Regions from separate parts of the Homo sapiens genome. Here region 1 is linked to region 2. Evidence: chromatin loops called from intact Hi-C (ENCODE). Cell type or tissue: dorsolateral prefrontal cortex. All regions are shown on one strand. Each heading gives the region's core, and the rest is flanking DNA. Links, peaks and the distances in the headings are about the cores only.

Region 1 (8,939 bases), core at 380-8,379, 50 kb after region 2:
ATTTTTTAAAAAGAGTAAACCAAATTCCATCTTTGTATATCATTAATTTTAAAGCTATTTTTTAATAAAATCATATAAACAAATCTAATTTTAATTAGTTTGACCATAAGGTAAGATACCTATAAATTCTTTTAATCCTTTATAATTATTTTATTAAGGAGTAGATTAATGCTTAATGAAAACCCTGTTATTTAGACACAGGAGTGCAGACTCTGGCCCCACATCAGTGTGGTTTTCATATTAATGTTTAATTTATAGAAAAATTAAATAACCCCCTTTAAATTTTTGCCAATTTGCTCACACTGATAGAATTTTTTTATGAGATCAGTTTTTATGAGCCTTTTATAATATGTTTAAAAAATTTAGTTTTATCTTTTTAAAACTTAATCCTTAAACTCTTTAAACTAGTCAAAATTATTTTTGGTAAAAAAAATCACACTTCGGCCAGGGGCAGTGTCTCAAGCCTGTAATCCCAGCACTTTTGGAGGCTGAGGTGAGTAGATTACCTGATGTCAGGAGTTTGAGACCAGTCTGGCCAATATGGTGAAACCCTGCCTCTACTAAAAATACAAAAATTAGCTGAGCGTGGTGGCATGTGCCTGTAATTCCAGCTATTCAGGAGGTTGAGGCACAAGAATCGCTTGAGCTTGGGAGGTGGAGGTTGCAATGAGCCAAGATAGTGCCACTGCACTCCAGCCTAGCTGATGAAGTGAGACTGTGTCTCAAAAATAAATAAATAAATAATCACATTTCCGTCTCTTTTTATTTTTGTTTTGTTGTCGTTCTTGTTGTTGTTGTTGGTGGTGGTGGTGGTGCTGGTGGTGGTGGTGGTGGGGTGTGTGTGTGTGTGTGTGTGTGTGTGTGTGTGTGTGATGGGTCTCATGCTATTGCTCAGGCTGCAGTACAGTAACCTGATGATAGTTCACTGCAACCTTGACCACCCTGGCTCAAGCGATCCTCCTGCCTCAGCCTCCTGAGTAGCTGGGGCTATAGGCCTGAGCCACTAGGCCTGGCTAATTCTGTATTATTTTGTAGAGACAGGGTCTCACTCTGTTACCCAGGCTGGTCTTGAACTCCTAAGTTCAAGTGATCCTTCTGCCTTTGCCTCCCAAAGTGTCAGGATTACAGGCATGAGCCATCATGCCCAGTTTCCATGTCTCTTTATTAAGAACACATGACTTTTGTTTTTAGTGAAAGCAAGTTTAATTACGTACCAGGTGTAGAGCCTAGGACACAGGACAGAACTAATGAACAAATGTCTAAATTTTGAAGACTTTTTAAAAACTGTATTTTTAAAGGATTATTAGAGTCACATGAACTAAAACACATTGAAGTTTTTTTTTTTTTTAACAAAACATCTGATTTAAGTGCTTTTTTTTTTTTTTTTTTTTTTTGACAGAGTCTCGTTCTGTCCCCAGGCTGGAGTGCAGTGGTGCAGTCTTGGCTTACTGCAACCTCCACCTCCTGGGTTCAAGAGATCCTCCTGCCTCAGCCTCCCAAGTAGCTGGGATTATAGGCACGCACCACCATGCCTGGCTAATTTTTGTATTTTTAGTAGTGATGGGGTTTTACCATGTTGGCCAGGCTGGTCTTGAACTCCTGACCTCATGATCGACTCAACTCAGCCTCCCAAAGTGCTGGAATTACAGGCATGAGCCGCTGCGCCCAGCTCTAGGTGCTTATTTTTTAAAGCTAATTACTTAGAGTTCTTTTATATGTTTTTGTAGTGAAACATCACTCACATGACAAATATAGATACATTAACAGAAGCACATGTGTCTGCGCTGCCTATAAGTTATGAGATTTCCATTTACCAGTTTTAAAGTTTTTTTTTTTTTTTAATTTTAAACCCTCAGTCTCTTGATTACCTGTTGCTGACCTAAAAAGTGTCAGCCAGGCAGTTCCAAATTTATGTTTTTAAAGGGATAATTCTTAGATGAAACAAAATGGAGAATTAATATTTTATTTAAACCAAGGGAAAATTGTGTGGGTAAAGTTTACTCAAGATGTCCAGGAAAAGTAGACACTCTGACATATGGAGATTTCCTTAAAGATGTAAATTTCTTCATTGGATTTTGGCTTTAGGGTGGAGACTCTTAAGGAATAGGGATAGGAAAGCATGCAGATCCTAGGGCCTAATAAGCAAGCATGGCTGGAAGGCAAAATAGATCCCCAAATTCAAGGATCTCATTTTTACACTGAATCCTGGGTCCCCAAAAGAGGGAAACACTATAGGATGAGAATGCAATACTTCCATAGTGAATTTTATTATAAGGACATTTTCCCAAGGCTGCTGGACAATCCAGTACCAGTTAGCCCACTCTGTAATCAGTCCATTTTCTATTCTATACCTTTTTGCTGTGTAAGAGCATACTTTTCTTATTTACATGTGCAAAGAAAGGAATATCGCCCCGTAGTAATAATTATTCATTGTAAGCAATTACCATTAGCCATTTTTAAAAGTATGGCTCTTATCTAGCTATTACATATCTAGATTAAAATGTTTTATAATTCAAAGTAATTTCTAGTTCCTCCAAAAATTCAAAAAGATGGCCGGGCAAGGTGGCTCACACCTGAACACTTTGAGGGGCTGAGGCAGGTGGATCACGAGATCAGGAGATCAAGGCCATCCTGGCTAACATGGTGAAACCCTGTCTCTACCAAAAATACAAAAAATTAGCCAGGTGTGGTGGCACACACCTGTAGTCTCAGATACTCAGGAGGCTGAGGCAAGAGAATTGCTTGAACCCGGGAGGCAGAGGTTGCAGTGAGCTGAGATTGCCCCACTGCACTCCAGCCTGAGTGACAGAGTGAGACTCCAACTCAAAAAAAAAAAAAAAATCAAAAAGATTAGATACAAGAGGAAGGGGGTACAGACAGGAGTAAATGACAAACAATCAGAATTCTGTTGACTGAGAAGTTTTTACAGAGGGAGAGCAGGGGCTTTTAAACAATATCTAGACACATATAGCCCAAATATTAGCCTTTATTAAGACAATTTTCAGCTATAGGGCTCTCAATAGAAAACGCTTTTAAATCTTTCATCATTAGATTTTAGCCAGGACAAACAGCCAATATTTCTGTTTTTTACCTAAAGTAACCTCCCATGTGAAACTGATAAGCCTTAACTAAGGTTATGATTTCACCATGGGTGTCAGAGGTATTCTTAAAGAGGTGGCAAGCAGTTTTCACAGTTTTCCCCCCAAAGGTGGCTCTGAGAAAAGAACATTCAAGACAGAAAGTTAGAAGTTGTTCATGGAAGGGTAAAGAATCAACACATTGCAAAAGTCACACAAATATCAAACCAGAAAGGGCCTATTTCCTGAGCTGAGAATTGAACCGAGGCTGCTGTAGCAAAAGGGCAAAACCTTAGTTACTGAGCTACAGCCATGAGGCAGTTGCTATTATTTTTCCCAGAAGCAATCTAGAGCAGGTAGTTTTGAGTTTGCAAAAGATTTTAACTGTTCAAGGGTATTCCTAAGGCTAGCCATGATATTATCATGTGTCCTTTTAGAATTGCTGCATGTCATAAAACCAAAAATTCCCACCGTCTGGATGGCAGAGACCAAGAGAGAGTACCTCCACATGATCACAAAGTCAAGTTCTCAAGGACATAAAACAAGATGAAAGGAAAACCTCATCTGGTTTTTGTTTTGGAGATCCACAGCAAAGTATGTAACTGACCAGTCTGCAGGGCTGGCTCCAACAGCAGGCTTATAGGGGTTCTAAGCCCACATTCTACACTATGGTACCCCTCTCCACGACAGAACAACACAGAAAAGATGAAAAGACTAGTCACACAAATCCTTTATCCTATTAATCAAAACTTTGCGAAGGAGAAAAACAGTAACTTTTACCATTCACTCAACCAGTTTACACAAATGGAGAGACCAGAAGCCTGGCTGGTAAGAAACTCTTACCCTTTTGTCAGCTTGTCAGGTTTCTGGGTTTCCTCTCTCTGTGACTTCCAGAAGAGTGAAGCAGCTTTTGATGATCCTGCTTGCTGCACCATAGCTATGGGGGCCGCATTACAAAAGAAAATCATCCGGGCTGGGCGTGATAGCTCATGTCTGTAATCCCAGCACTTTGGAAGGCCAAGACAGGTGGATCACTGAAGACTGGGAGTTCGAGACCAGCCTGACCAACATGCAGAAACCCCGTCTCTACTAAAAATTCTAAAATTAGCTGAGTGTGGTGGCGGGTGCCTGTAATCTCAGCTACTCAGGAGGCTGAGGGAGGAGAATCACTTGAACCTGAAAGGCAGATGTTGCAAGAGCTGAGATTGTACCACTGCACTCCAGCCTGGGTGACAGAGTAAGACTCTGTCTCAAAAAAAAAAAAATTGTCCTTTTTCATTTCACGGAACCATAGGCAAAAGCTTCTCAATTTTGCAAGTTGCCACCCAACAGGCTACATGGGGGAACCAAATTAACATTTCCAATTCTGGCCAGAGTGAAATACACGTGACAGAACACAGACACTAGATATCCCACTCAGTGCCCAAGTATGGACCTGGCAAGGCTCAAATTTGTGCCCGTTCATCCACTCAAGATGGGGAGGGATCACCTCTGACTGGGAATTTTAACAGGTGGTCTCAGGGCAGGATGGAAGGGCAGGATGGAAGGGCAGATGGTCACCCTGAGTTAGACCTGCTGAGCTCCCTCTAACACTTCCTTCAGGGCTTACTGAATGTGACTGGTCAGACAAAACAGGAGAGCCGGCTGGACTTCCATCAGCCATTCCTTTAGAGATTTTCTGCACATATATAAACACACACAGTGAACTAAAGACAAACAGAAGAATTTTTAAACCAAGATTCCAGACCAGATTCGTTCTTCAAACCGGAAGAGCATTCTTCCAAACAGGTCTCCTATGCTCCATCCAACAGGGGAGAGATCTCCCGAAACCGAGATTCTTCCTACAATCTAGGGAGAGCCGGATAGTTCCCATGATGGGACAACAGTGCCTCTAGAGAGGCCAACAGATCAGGAGAAGGAAGGGGATGTTGGCAGCACCTGAAATACTGGATGTCTTTCAGGAAATATTTCTCCATTGCAATTAGATCCATGCATTATGGGTAAATAGCACCCTACTAGAAGAGATGGTGCCAGGGGTAGTCCTTAGTCCAAGAAAACTAAGTGGCCATTTGGGCTGGCCTCTGAATCCATTGCCAGTGAGAGGCTGCTGAACCACAGGCAAGTACCTACAAAGGCTATCATGGACAAGCCCCAAATTTATAGCTGCCTAATGGGTTTATTTTGTCTGCTACCCAGATAGAGCCAATTTATCAAGACAGGGGAATTGCAATAGAGAAAGAGTTTAATACACATAGTGCCAGCTAAATGGGAGACTTGAGTTTCATAATTACTCAAATCAGCCTCCCCCCATATTTGGGGTTTTTTAAGGATAATTTTTGGCAGGCAAGTGGCTAGGGAATTGGTGCTGCTAATTGGTTGGAGATAAAACCATAGGGGTGTGGAAAACAGTACTTGTGTGCTGAGTCTTCTTCTGGGTGGGGGCCACAGGACCAGTTGAGTTAAGAATTGCAGGTTCAGGTGGAATCATCTGGTCCTCGGAAATGCAAAAGTCTGAAAAGACATCTCAAATGGCCATCTTAGGTTCTATAATAGTGATGTTATTTATAGGAGTAATTGAGGAAGTTATAAATCTTGTGACCTCCAGAACAATGGCTGATTCTCATTTAACTATGTCTACATCTTAGCAGAATTCAGGTCCCTTTCATAATCCTAATATTGTGGGCTTTCATTACTTTTACAAAGGCAGTTTTGGTCCCCAACTAAGGAGGGGGTAGTTTGAGGAAGGGCTATTATCATCCTTGCTTTAAGGTTAAACAATAAACTAAATTTCTCCCACAGTTAGCTTGGTCCATGCCCAGGAATGACTAAGGGAAGTTTGAAGGCTAAAGGCAAGATAAAGTTAGTTAGGTCAGATTTCTTTCACTGTCATAATTTTCTCACTGTTATAATTTTTGCAAAGGCATTTCCATAAAATCTGAAAAGCAATAGAACTGCACCATTGGGTAGCAAGACTTGACCCACTATTTACACACTAAATAGGTGTGGCAGACATTCATTGCTTTTTGGCTTCCAGGCGTCTATTCTAGCACCCCCAGTTCCACTGGGAAATTACTCTTCCTAATGGATACATTCTGTTAAGACTTTTACTCAAGGCCGGGTGCAGTAGCCCACAAAGTCAGCACTTTGGGAGGCTGAGGCCGGAGGATTCATTGAGCCCTGGACAGTGAGACCAGCCTGGGCAACATGGTGAAACCCTGTCTCTACAAAAAAATTCAAAAATTAGCCTGGTGTGGTGGTGTGCACCTGCAGTTCTAAGTACTTGGGAGGCTAAGGTGGGAAGATTCCTTGAACCTAGGAGGTGGAGGTTGCAGTAAGCCAAGATTTGTCCCACTGCACTCCAGCCTGGGTGACAGTGAGATGTGGGTGACAGAGTGAAATAAATAAATAAATAAATAAATAAATAAATAAATAAATAGTGAGACCTGGGTGACAGCCTGGGTGACAGAGTGAGACCTGGGTGACAGAGTGAAATAAATAAATAAATAAATAAATAAATAAATAAATAAATAAGTGTTAGACAAAAACAGCTTCAAGCTTCCTTTATCAAACTGGATTACTGTACTAAGATCTTTCTGCATAGAAATTCTGAAACCAACACTGGAAACAGTTCTTAAGCAAAGAACAAGACACAATGGTGCTAATTAATAGAACCGGGATAAAGACACAAAAGCATGCAGAAACCCAACTGTTGGAACTAGACCAGCAGCATATACCCAAGAAAGGGCAGATTCCAAGGCCCCATCTTAGACTCTCTGGATCAAAATCCCTGGAGTAGGAGACCAGGTCTTTTCATTTTCTTATATTTGTCAATGATTTTGAAGCTCACTAAAGTTTGATAACCATGCTGTTTTGTGCTGGGCTAGAGCCCCATGGAATCATGCTTGTCAAAGCTTAATATGCAGACATGTGATCTTGCTAAAATGTAGATTCTGACACAGAAAGTTTGGGTGGGGCTTGAGATTCTGCATTTCTAACAAGTTCTCAAACGATGAGGCTAGATGAGCCATACAGTCTGGGTGAGGCTAAGCCTGAAGCTAGAATCAGAAGGCACAGACCCAGGGGGAGAAGCTGTGAAGTAGACAGAGCCTGACAGCTCATTCCTTGGCAAACTGACAGAATGAAATCTCAGAGCCTGCAAAACTGGCAACTAGCTTCTCAACCTCCTCAATGCTACCATCCTTCTGCTTCACCTGAGCAGCTCCTAAAGCGGACATGAGACGCAATCCTTTAATTAAATCCTCAAATAGCTTCTTTGCCTGACCCACTCCCTCTGAATCCTTGTTCAGCATTACAAGATGAAACAAAAACAAAGAGGTGATTCTGAAGTTCAATCTGATGTAATTGGGTGCTTTGTTCTTAATTAGAGTGCAAAGTCCTCTTTTTGTAGGCCACTGAGTCTGTGCAGATAATACAGTTTCCTGTTTACTGTTCTAATAAAAACTACTTTGCATTATTAAAATAAAAGCACCTTAAAAGCTGACATAGACAGTTTCCAAATGATACATGTAACAGAATCAAATTGTTTTGAAGAGCTTGTGAATATTTGATTACCAGACATTGCCCTTCTCTTTTTATCTATTGATACATTCAGTCACAATTATAGTCCAGGTACTGTGCTAAGCACGGTCACATGCTATAGATGGTGTACAATCTCAAAGTCCTGGCCAAGAAATGCAGAAATTCAGCCTTTGCATGTAGTTTAATGAAACTCCCAGGACCCACTCCACTATTGGATTTATTTATTTAATGGAAGACTATGTGGAAATCCCTGTTCCATGTCCTCTGGAAGAAACACAGAAATGAAGGTAGAGTTCCAAATGGTAGAGAATAAACAACAGGTGGTCTGGGTTTCATTCAAAATGTGAGTCACACTAAAAATGGATAGGATTTTTTTTAAGGGTCACTTCCACTCCAGATTTCAATGTATGTTGCTCAGAATAAAGTGGGTATTTCATAGCCACCACAATGGCTGTGTATTAAGGCAAAGCTCTATTGAATTGATATTTTTATAAGTATAAACAGCATTTGCAAGGCTGAGTTGAAGGAGCTAGGAGAGGGACTGGCCTCAAAGCCTTTAAAAGACCCTTAAAAGGCCTTACAGCCTTTTAATATACTCTTGTAGGGTATGTTATCCCCTAAATACCAGAAGTCTGAAAACCTCTGGGTTATAGTAGAATTATTTCTAAAACAGCAATTTCCAAGGCACATGAATAATATTAAAAATCACTGAAAAGGATGTGCTAAGCACCCACGTGCAAATTTTTTGGTGGCCAGTCTAAGATGTTTAAAGAAACTTTGGGAGTGATTTGGGAGATAATAGGGGATCATCAGGAAGAAGTCGAGAGTGTGGCAAGCATAAGAAAGTAGGATGGATATGCAAAGCGAGGCAGTGCGGGATGTGTTGACATAAGGTATAGGTAAGAAGGGTAATATAAGACGACAGGCTCAGAAATGAGTCACCAACACCTTGAAAGACTTGAGAAGAAAGTAAAGTGTCAAAAGGAATGTCACCCCCCTGGAAAAGCCTTACCACAGCAATGTACTTAAAATAACTACCCTAACACTAACATAGCATTCTCCATCCATTTGCACTACTGTCGTTTTCTTCATGATGCTTTTTACTCCATGACATGATTTTTTGTGTCATGAATATGTTTGTTTATCTTCTGTTTTCAATTAGAATATAAGACCCATGATGCCAGGAACCTGTTCTTGTTCACTGCTTATCCCCAAACCTAGAGCAGTACCTGGTAATAGCAAGTATTCAACAACGTATTTGTTGAATAAATGAATGAAACCAATGAAGGGATTTGAGAAAGGGATAAGACAGAATGCTAGTAC
Region 2 (8,939 bases), core at 450-8,449:
TCTTTTCTTTTCTTTTCTTTTCCTTTCTTTTCTTTTCTGTTTCTTTTCTTTTTTCTTCTTTCTTTCTCCCTTCCTTCCTTCCTTCCTTCCTTCCTTCCTTCCTTCCTCCCTCCCTCCCTCCCTCTCTCTCTCTCTTTCTTTCTTTCTTTCTTTCTTCCCTTCTTTCATCTTTCTTTTCTGTCTCCCTCTATCACCCAGGCTGGAGTACAGTAACTGCAACCTCCGCCTCCCAGGTTCCGGTGATTCTCATGGCTCAGTCTCCCAAGGAGCTGGGATTACAGGCATGTGTCACCACCCTCAGCTAATTGTGTGTGTGTGTGTGTGTGTGTGTGTGTGTGTGTGTGTGTGTGTGTATGTATTTTTGGTAGAGACAGGGTTTTGCTATGTTGGCCAGGCTGGTCTCAAACTCCTGGCCTCTAGTGATCCACCCGCCTTGGCCTCTCAAAGTGCTGGGATTACAGGAATGAGCCACCACACCCGGTCCTAATTTAATCTTTACAGTCTAAGAAGGTGGTTTTAAAGTTTTAACATCATCAAGTGGAATTAGGTGACATGTTTCCTTTGTGTTAACTTGACTTCCCTGAATGACCTAGTTAGTGAACTAGTCACTAGTAATTTGGTCACCAGGCAAATCAAGCATGCAAGAAAGGAAGCCAGTATTCAAAATACCGTGTTATCGTCTGAACCCACTCAAATAATTTATTTCCAACATAAACATGTAACCTCAATAATGAGATGTCTAACTAAAGTAAGGTCCTCTTACAAGATCAAGACAGCATCCTCCTTCCAAGGCTTAGGCTTTGCCCAGAATTCCTAATACACAGAACAGCCCATACCAACAGTCATTGCTTCTACAACACATGTGGATCAGGAGAAGGGACCTTTTAGCATTTCCTCTGCTCTTCCATTTGTATAATCCTTATGGAACAATTGCTGGAAAGCCTGCCATTCCAGTGAGAACAAATGGTGGCTCTTCAACTTTTCGAACAAGTTTGGATCCTTGATCTTTATCATAGGAAGAAAGGGAAACATCTGTGTCTGTTGACATAGTGATTGAAGAATCTTCCTAGAGTGAGAAAATCTCTCACAATCCAACTGACCTCTATATTAATTTTTTATCTAACATATTATAGTCATTTGCCATGTTATTAAGCATTGTTGTAAACATTGCTTTTAATGCTTATATAATATTTTATCTTACAGGTGTATGACAATTTATTTAAAAGTTCCCCTTCTTGGGATGCTTAGAGTGTTTCCACATTTTTAAATTATAAATAACACTTATGGACATCTGTACATATAAATCTTTTACCACAAATAAAATTGTTTCCCTAGGATTCACGTAAAAAAACATGGAGCAAGGTTTGAAGCTGTTGAACTCTATGGTTCCTTCTTCTTCTTTCCAGGCACGCTACATTCAAATGACTTGGAAGAGCAGGTTCTCTGAGCCAGGATACTAAAGTCCCTGTTTAGGAAAGAGCCACGTTGTATGTTTACCCTACCACAAAGATACAGGTGAGAAAAACTGAAGCCTGGGATGGTGGACCAAAGAGAGACACTGACAGAATGAGCCCTAGACTTCCAGAGTCTGGGAAACTTAGGCCAGATAAAGACTAGTAGTCTGGCAGTTATTACTGGGAATCACTCTTACTCTACAGCTAGGCGTGTGCCATTCCTCCTGTCCCTTAACTAGAAACTCCCTATGGATAACCTGGCTTCTCATTCCACTGGGAAAATTGAAGCATGCAGTAGAGACCTTCCACAAGCTCCCTCCACCACCTCTTACCCACTTGCCTGTCTCTATGCACATAAATATCTGTCTTCTTTTCTTTCAATACCATGTATAGGTTGACAACACTCACATTTTCATATCTCCAGCCCAGATTTCTCCCGTGTGTCTTGACTTGATATCTAATTTCCTACATGACATCTCTCTTTGGATGACTAATAATCATCTCAAATGTGTATGTCCAATACCAGACTGCTGATCTGCCTCCAAACCTGTTTTTCCTGTAGTCTTGTGCACATAAGTTGAAGGCAACGCCATCTTTTTACTTTCTCATGCCAAAAAACTTGGAGTCCTTTTTGATTTATCTCTGTCTCTCACACCCCACATCCCATCCATCAGCAAATATTTGCATCATGTCTCACTGGATACTGCAACCATCTCCTTGCTGATCTCACTGCTTTTCAGCCTATTTCACAACCCAGCGGTTGAAATAGTTCTTTTAAAACATAGGTCAGATCATGTCATTTCTCAAACCTACCAAATACTTCCATTTCACTCAGAGTAAAATACAAAGTCCTTATAATGGCCATACACAATCTGCCCCCTCCCCATCTCCTTACCCATCTCACTTCATGTCCTGCTATTTTCTCCTTTGTTTGTCTCTGCTGCAGCCACACTGGCCTTCTTACTGTTCTATAAATATGCCAGGCACTTTCCTGCCTCAGGGTCTATGTACTTCCCATGCTTTCTGCTCTTCCAGATTTCTGCAGAGCTCATTTCCTACCTCCTTTATGTCTTTACTTGTTCATCTTCTCATGCGACTTTCCTACCATGTTTAATTGCAAACTCCTGCCCCCAACACTCCATGTCTCTCTTTCTACCTTATTTTTCTCCATCATGCTTATCACTCACCAACAGACCTCACTTATTTGGTTTATTGTCTGTCTGCCCCTACTGACAGACAGTTCTTTTATCTATTTTGATCATTGCTGTATACTTAGCACCTAGATAGTGCCTGGCACATACTTGGTGCTTCAAATACACTTGCTGAATAAAGTATGGGCATGCTATGAAAAGGCATAGATAGGTAAGGACTTTTGGGTCCAGATTGTGAGAAAGTCATTGGCACCAAGATGTTTTCACTCAATTTTCTGAGTCCTATTACAGAATCCTGGCCAAAAGTATAATACACCAAAGAACCAGAATTATCACAGGTGAAGTAAACCAGGCCAATTGTTTTCTAGATCCTCTTAGGTATTTTTGTGAATTATACATGTTATGGGAAATTTTAAACTTGTCTATACTAAAGCAAATTAGAATGCTTTGATAAAGCTTATTTTGGATTTCTCAGTGCTTCTCCTTGGTCACAAAATATGGCAAGGGGTTCTAGAAATAGATTTAGTGGGGGAAGGAAAGAAACTAACATGGAATCGAGTGACTTCTAAATTTCTAAACCCCTTACATCTCATTTAAACTTTTGACAACTTTTGAGTCAAGAAACATTATTCCAGCTATGAATATATACAAATTGAGGTTCGGGCCTGGTGAAATGACTCATGCTGGTAATCTCAGCACTTTGGGAGGCCAAGGCAAGAGGACGGCTTGAGCCCAGGATTTTGAGACCAGCATAGGCAACACAGCAAGACTCTCTCTCTACAAAAAATTAAAAATTTATCTGGGCATGGTGACACACACCTGTAATCTCAGCTACTCAAGACGCTGATCTGGGAGGATCACTTGAGCCTAAGAAATCAAGGCTGCAGTGAGTCATGATTGTGCCACAGCACTCCAGCCTGGGTGACAGAGCAAGACCTTGTCTCAAAAAACAAAAAAAAATCAAACTGAGGTTCAGAGAGAAATATTAATTTCTCCAATTTTGCACAGCCAGCAAATGGCAGGCTTAGAATTCCATCCACTAGCTAACTGAGTAGTATAGGACCTAGACCAAGCTTGTCCAACCCACGGCCCACAGACTGCATGTGGTCCAGGACATCTTTGAATATGGCCTAGAACAAATCTGTAAACTTTCTTAAACATTATGAGATTGTTTTGCGATTTTTTTTAAGCTCATCAGCTATCATTGGTGTTAGTGTATTTTATGTGTGGCCCAAGACAATTTTTCTTCCAATGTGGCCCAGGGAAGCCTTGAACACCCTGACTTAGACTTTATAGCTAATAGCTTGACAAATTAGGTGACTTAGGAGAAATCATTTAATATTTGTCTCAGTTGTCTGCCAAAAAAAAAAAAAAATGTAAATTCACTTCAGACACACATCTTAGAATAACCCAGGGTGATAATTTCAGATTTTTCTGGCTCTTGTTTATTTCTTAGCTCCTTCAGAAGAAAGAAAATGTTCTAAATGTTAGGATCCACTGGGGCTGTTATGTTTCCTAGTTCAAATCTTTAAACTGTTGTTAAACCACAACAATTACCACAAGCACAGAGCCTCCTGGAACATTTTCCCAAGTAAAACAAATACTCTAGCTGTGTGAGGGTATCAGGCAAAGCTAGAAATGGGACTCCTTGCTGGCTATCCATGTGAAGGGCTTTGTTTAAGGAAATGCTATGTTGCCAGCACAGTCACTTGTCAAAGACAATAGCTGTTGGCAAAGCATTAATATGTGAGGATTGGGAGAGCTGCCAGTGGAAGCAAACTGTTTTGTGGTGTGTACAATGTTGTGCTGGGACATCAGCTGAAGTTCACCATTGATGACCATCTGAAAACTGCCTTCCACTCACAGTACACTCAAATGGACAACTCAGCAAATTGAAGAATGAATTTCTAGGGAGAGGCAACACGGTATAATTAATGAAAAAAGAACTAGAATAGAAGTGAAAACCCCTCATTTTAATTCCAATGTTGTGACTCTGATACCTCCTTTAATTTCCCTGCATCATTTTCCTTATTCACTCACTTACCCAGGCACTCAACCAGGCATCCAGCAAGTATGTATTGAATGCCAGCTTGTATTCAAGGCACTGGGTGAAATGATGTGATCATTTCATGATTCTGCTTTATGTATGTTAGAGATAATAGTCCCATCTGCCTCAAATTGATGTAATGAGGATGAAAACCCAGTTTCCACTTTGGTAGAAATGGAAATATGTTTGTCTTGCCTACTTCATGGATCTATTATGAGAATCATAAGAGATAATTATGTGGGTATACTTAATGAACTTAAAGTGTTAGATAGATATGCGAAAAATAAGTAAATAAATACTTTGACCAGAACAAAACTTACATCATTGCTGAATATTACTTGGGGAGAGAGGCAGAGAGAGAGAGAGGCAGAGAGAGACAGAGAGAGAGACAGACAGAGACAGAGAAAGAAAATGCAAATGAGATCCAGTGCCACTTACCTATTCTTTTCTTTTTTTCAGTGAAAGCAAGACTTACAACGATAAAAATAGAAGTTAGTTTCAATAATTATTTTTATAATTTTTTCAGTGAAAATCCACAGACAAGAACCAAACTCATGGTTCTCAAATTATACTCTTATACTGATTATCAGTAGTTTTAGGTGTTTGGGTTCTGAAATTCAATGCTAGGACTGGGAGTAGAGGATTTTATTGCTAATATATCAGGATTAGGTTTTGCTGCACATTTAAAAAAAAAAAAAAAGCAAACTACCAAAGCCTAAAGCAAGCTGGAATTTGGGGGTTTCTTTTCTCAGATAAAAGGAGTTGGAAGAGAAACTATCTAGCTATGGCCACTCCATAATATCATCTGGGACCCCCAGGCTCTTTTCTCTATTATCTTAACACATGGCTTTTATTATTAAGGTCATCTCTGGGCTGCTGAAGCTCCAGTTATCACACCTGCATTGCAAGCCAAAATAAGAAGGAGATGCAGAAAGTATCACCCCCAGCTGAGTAAAATTGTGTTAAGTAGCCCTTCTAAACGTTTTATCTAGGAATTATGCTTTCATATCTTTGACAGAGATTAGTCACGTGGCCACAGTTAGCCACAGGGGTGACTAGGAAATGTAGTTTTTGTCTTGAGAGCTATTCTGCTGGGATAAGAATCAAGGTTAGGCAACTAGCTATCTTTTCCACACAAAATATTACAGAAAAAAGATGTTAATGGATAGAATGTTCTCAATTACACATTTTTCTCCATACCTTTTACATATTCCTTTGGTTTTAAGAATATTATCATTCTCCTATAATAGTATACAATAGTATATGATTCAAAACAAAATTATAAACTGGATTTTTTTAACAATCTATTTATATTTCATTTTATCCTACAAAGAGCAACATGATTTTCAGTTGTTTTATCACATGAATATATTCAAGCCCCATTAATCCAAATCAAATAAAATTATGGAAGTCTAGAAATCCATTCTGTATGGAAGCAAGCTAACAGCAGCGTTCCATCTTCTAACAGCCTTAGCCCAGGAGCATTTACCAGTAAGCATATTGATTTGAGCGTCAGCATAAAATAAGGCATCCCTGAATTTTTACCAACAAAGAAAAGTGTCCTTGCACTGTGGTCACAGCATGTGTATCTTTCTACATCTGCCCTCAAATTCCCAACAACATGATTGTGCTCTGAGTGGAAGCCTCTTGGTGTTCTGTGTTGCCTTCATCCATATAAGTATATGTAGGTCTTTCTGTTCATTTAGAGTTTGCCTTTTGTGTGTGTGACAGGGTCTTACTCTGTCATCTAGGCTAGATAGAGTGCACCAGTGTGATTGTAGCTCACTGCAGACTTGACTTCGTGGGCTAAAGAGATCTTCCTGCCTCAGCCTCAGCCCCTGACCCCTGACCCCCAGGAATTACTGGTGCATACCACTATGCCCAGCTAATTTTTTATTCTTTATTTTTTAGAGATGGGGTCTGATTATGTTTCCCAGGCTGGTCTCAAACTCCTGGGCTCAAGTGATCCTTCCACCCCACTGTCCCAAGTGTTAGAGCACATCATGGGTGTCAGCTACTGCACCCAGAGAGAATCTGCCTTAAGACTTTAAAGAATTCTGAGCAATAGTGTCTGAGGGGCTCATTCCCTAACCTAACGAGGATTACAAACCAGCTGGGTTATGAAAGAGCAGCAGCCATCCAAAACTGTCCTGATTGGGGAAGTGAACTCTGCATGCCACAAAGCAGGAATGGCAGCCAAATGAGAAACATATGCTCTGGATTCTGATGCAAAGTTTTTATTTCTTTAAAAACAACTGCATTAAAGTGACATAAACTTAAATTTAATCCAATTTGGACCTTACTGGAAAACAGTATGAATTTTGGGTGAAATATTTTGGAGAAATTTGAAATATCTACTATGTTATGTGACCTTAGACAAAGAACTTAACCACACCAAGTTATTGTTATTATATGAATAATAACAGTAATGTCAAATAGCAATAATAATGCCAAAAGAACTGACAGTCTTTTTGAAGATTACTGTGTCAAGAGTGTAAGTTACGTTAGAAAGATACACATGCTGGCCGAGCGCGGTGGCTCACGCCTGTTATCTCGGCACTCTGGAAGGCTGAGGTGGATGGATCACCTGGGGCCAGGAGTTCAAGACCAGCCTGGGCAACATAGTGAAACCCTGTCTCTACTAAAAATACAAAAATTAGCTGGGCATATTGGTGGGCGCCTGTAATCCCAGCTACTTGGGAGGCTGAGTCACGAGAATTGCTGGAACCCAGGAGGCGGAGGTTGCAGTGAGCCAAGATCATGCCACTGCACTCCAGCCTGGGTGACAGAGAAAGATTCCAAAAAAAAAAAAAGAAAGAAAGAAAAGAAAAGAAAGACGGGAAGGAAGGAAGGAACGGAGGGAGGGAGGGAGGGAGGGAAAGATACACGTCCTGTGGCCACAGTACAAGGACATTTTTCTTGGTTGGGAAAAATTCAGGGGTGCCTTATTTTATGCTGATGTTCAAATCAATATTCTAAGTTATAATAAGGCTGTTACATTAGACTCTTAACACAGTAATCTTCAAAAAGTAATGCTATATTATTAAATAAGTGTACATAAAATAACTTACTGGTCATTCTCTTCTTAGTCCAAGGATTTTGTCACTAACCTGCTAAAATTCTTTTAGCAAGACTTTTAATTAGAGGTCAAAAATTTACTCACTCTAATGAGGGACTTGAATTTTACAATCTGTAATAACTGACTTGACGTTGGGCCTTATTATCTCGGATTCTTTCATCTTCCTTGGGTTGTTCCTTAATTCTGGGCATTTTGCTGCCCATTACCTCTCTCTTCAAAGGTTGGCAAAGGGACATAGCAACAATTCTGGTAAACAGAGCAAATGGAAATGGAAATGAGCCAGAGGTGTGCTCAGTAGAATGTCATGTCATGTATTGATCAAATGGCACAGAGAACCCAGGCTCTGGAGTCAAGACTGGGAAGCTATTGTCATAAACTATTCTACATTGGCCCGTAACTTGAGCCTTAACAAATCATACAACCTCAGAGACTTCATCTATAAATTGAAAGTGTTAATATCATATACCTTTTAAGATTTTTTGGCCAGATGCAGTGGTTCATGCCTGTAATTCCAGCACTTCGGGAGGATCACTTGAGCTCAGGAGTTAGAGACCAGTCTGGGCAACATAGTGGGACCCTGTTTCTACTAAAAATAAAAAAAAAAAACTAGGCAAGTGTGGTGGGGCATGCATGTAGTCCGAGCTACTCAGGAGGCTGAAGCAGGAGGATCTCTTGAGCCTGGAAAATCAAGGCTGCAGTGAGCCATGATCAGGTTACTGCACTCCAGCCTGGGTGACAAAGGGAGACCCTGTCTCAAAAAAACAAGCAAAAAAATATTTGTCAGGATTAAATGATGTTACCTATAAAGTATTGTGGGCATTGTGTTAATTGTTACCTATTACTATTAACCAACACCATTATGAGATATCTCTATATGTTAGCAACAGAAATAAATTTATCCATTTATTTCAAACAGTATTTGATTCAATGCAATTCTAGTACAATAGAATACTCCTAGAATGATAATAATATGACTAAGTTTGTTTTTAGGTCATTTCAATAAGAAAATTTAGACTTCGTTATCTATTTGTCAATGCTTATTTAATCCATAGTTCATTCTGAGTCCCTCGCCACTTTTACATTGTCCTTTTCGAGTGTCTTTCACAGCCCTGTGGCTTTAATGCGTTGCTGTCTTCCCAATTCACAGTTCAGTTTCATCAGCACTCCTGTTTCCTGTTTTGTCACTGTCTAGGCTGCCTGTTTTGCAC

Evidence for each region. Peaks named below come from ENCODE experiments on the same cell type or tissue, not always from the same donor. Only the 100,000 strongest peaks of a DNase experiment are listed, where the experiment ranks them.
Region 1: a loop joins it to region 2, with 2.8 times the contacts of the local background. A loop is called at or near these places in 6 of 110 quality-filtered maps.

Annotation. Positions count from the first base shown.
Region 1 is chr4:78,697,974-78,706,912 of GRCh38, forward strand. No RefSeq gene overlaps it. Among named protein-coding and RNA genes, the nearest start is that of LINC01094, 56 kb to the left of the region's middle. RefSeq lists an enhancer at 8,187-8,819. In dorsolateral prefrontal cortex, for the core only: no CTCF peak of the experiment used is centred there; no DNase peak of the experiment used is centred there; H3K27ac peaks cover 1,595 bases.
Region 2 is chr4:78,648,195-78,657,133 of GRCh38, forward strand. All of the region lies in intron 1 of LINC01094 (long intergenic non-protein coding RNA 1094), which reads left to right. It also overlaps the pseudogene HIGD1AP13. Among named protein-coding and RNA genes, the nearest start is that of LINC01094, 6.7 kb to the left of the region's middle. In dorsolateral prefrontal cortex, for the core only: no CTCF peak of the experiment used is centred there; a DNase peak (open chromatin) is centred at 4,367; H3K27ac peaks cover 5,633 bases.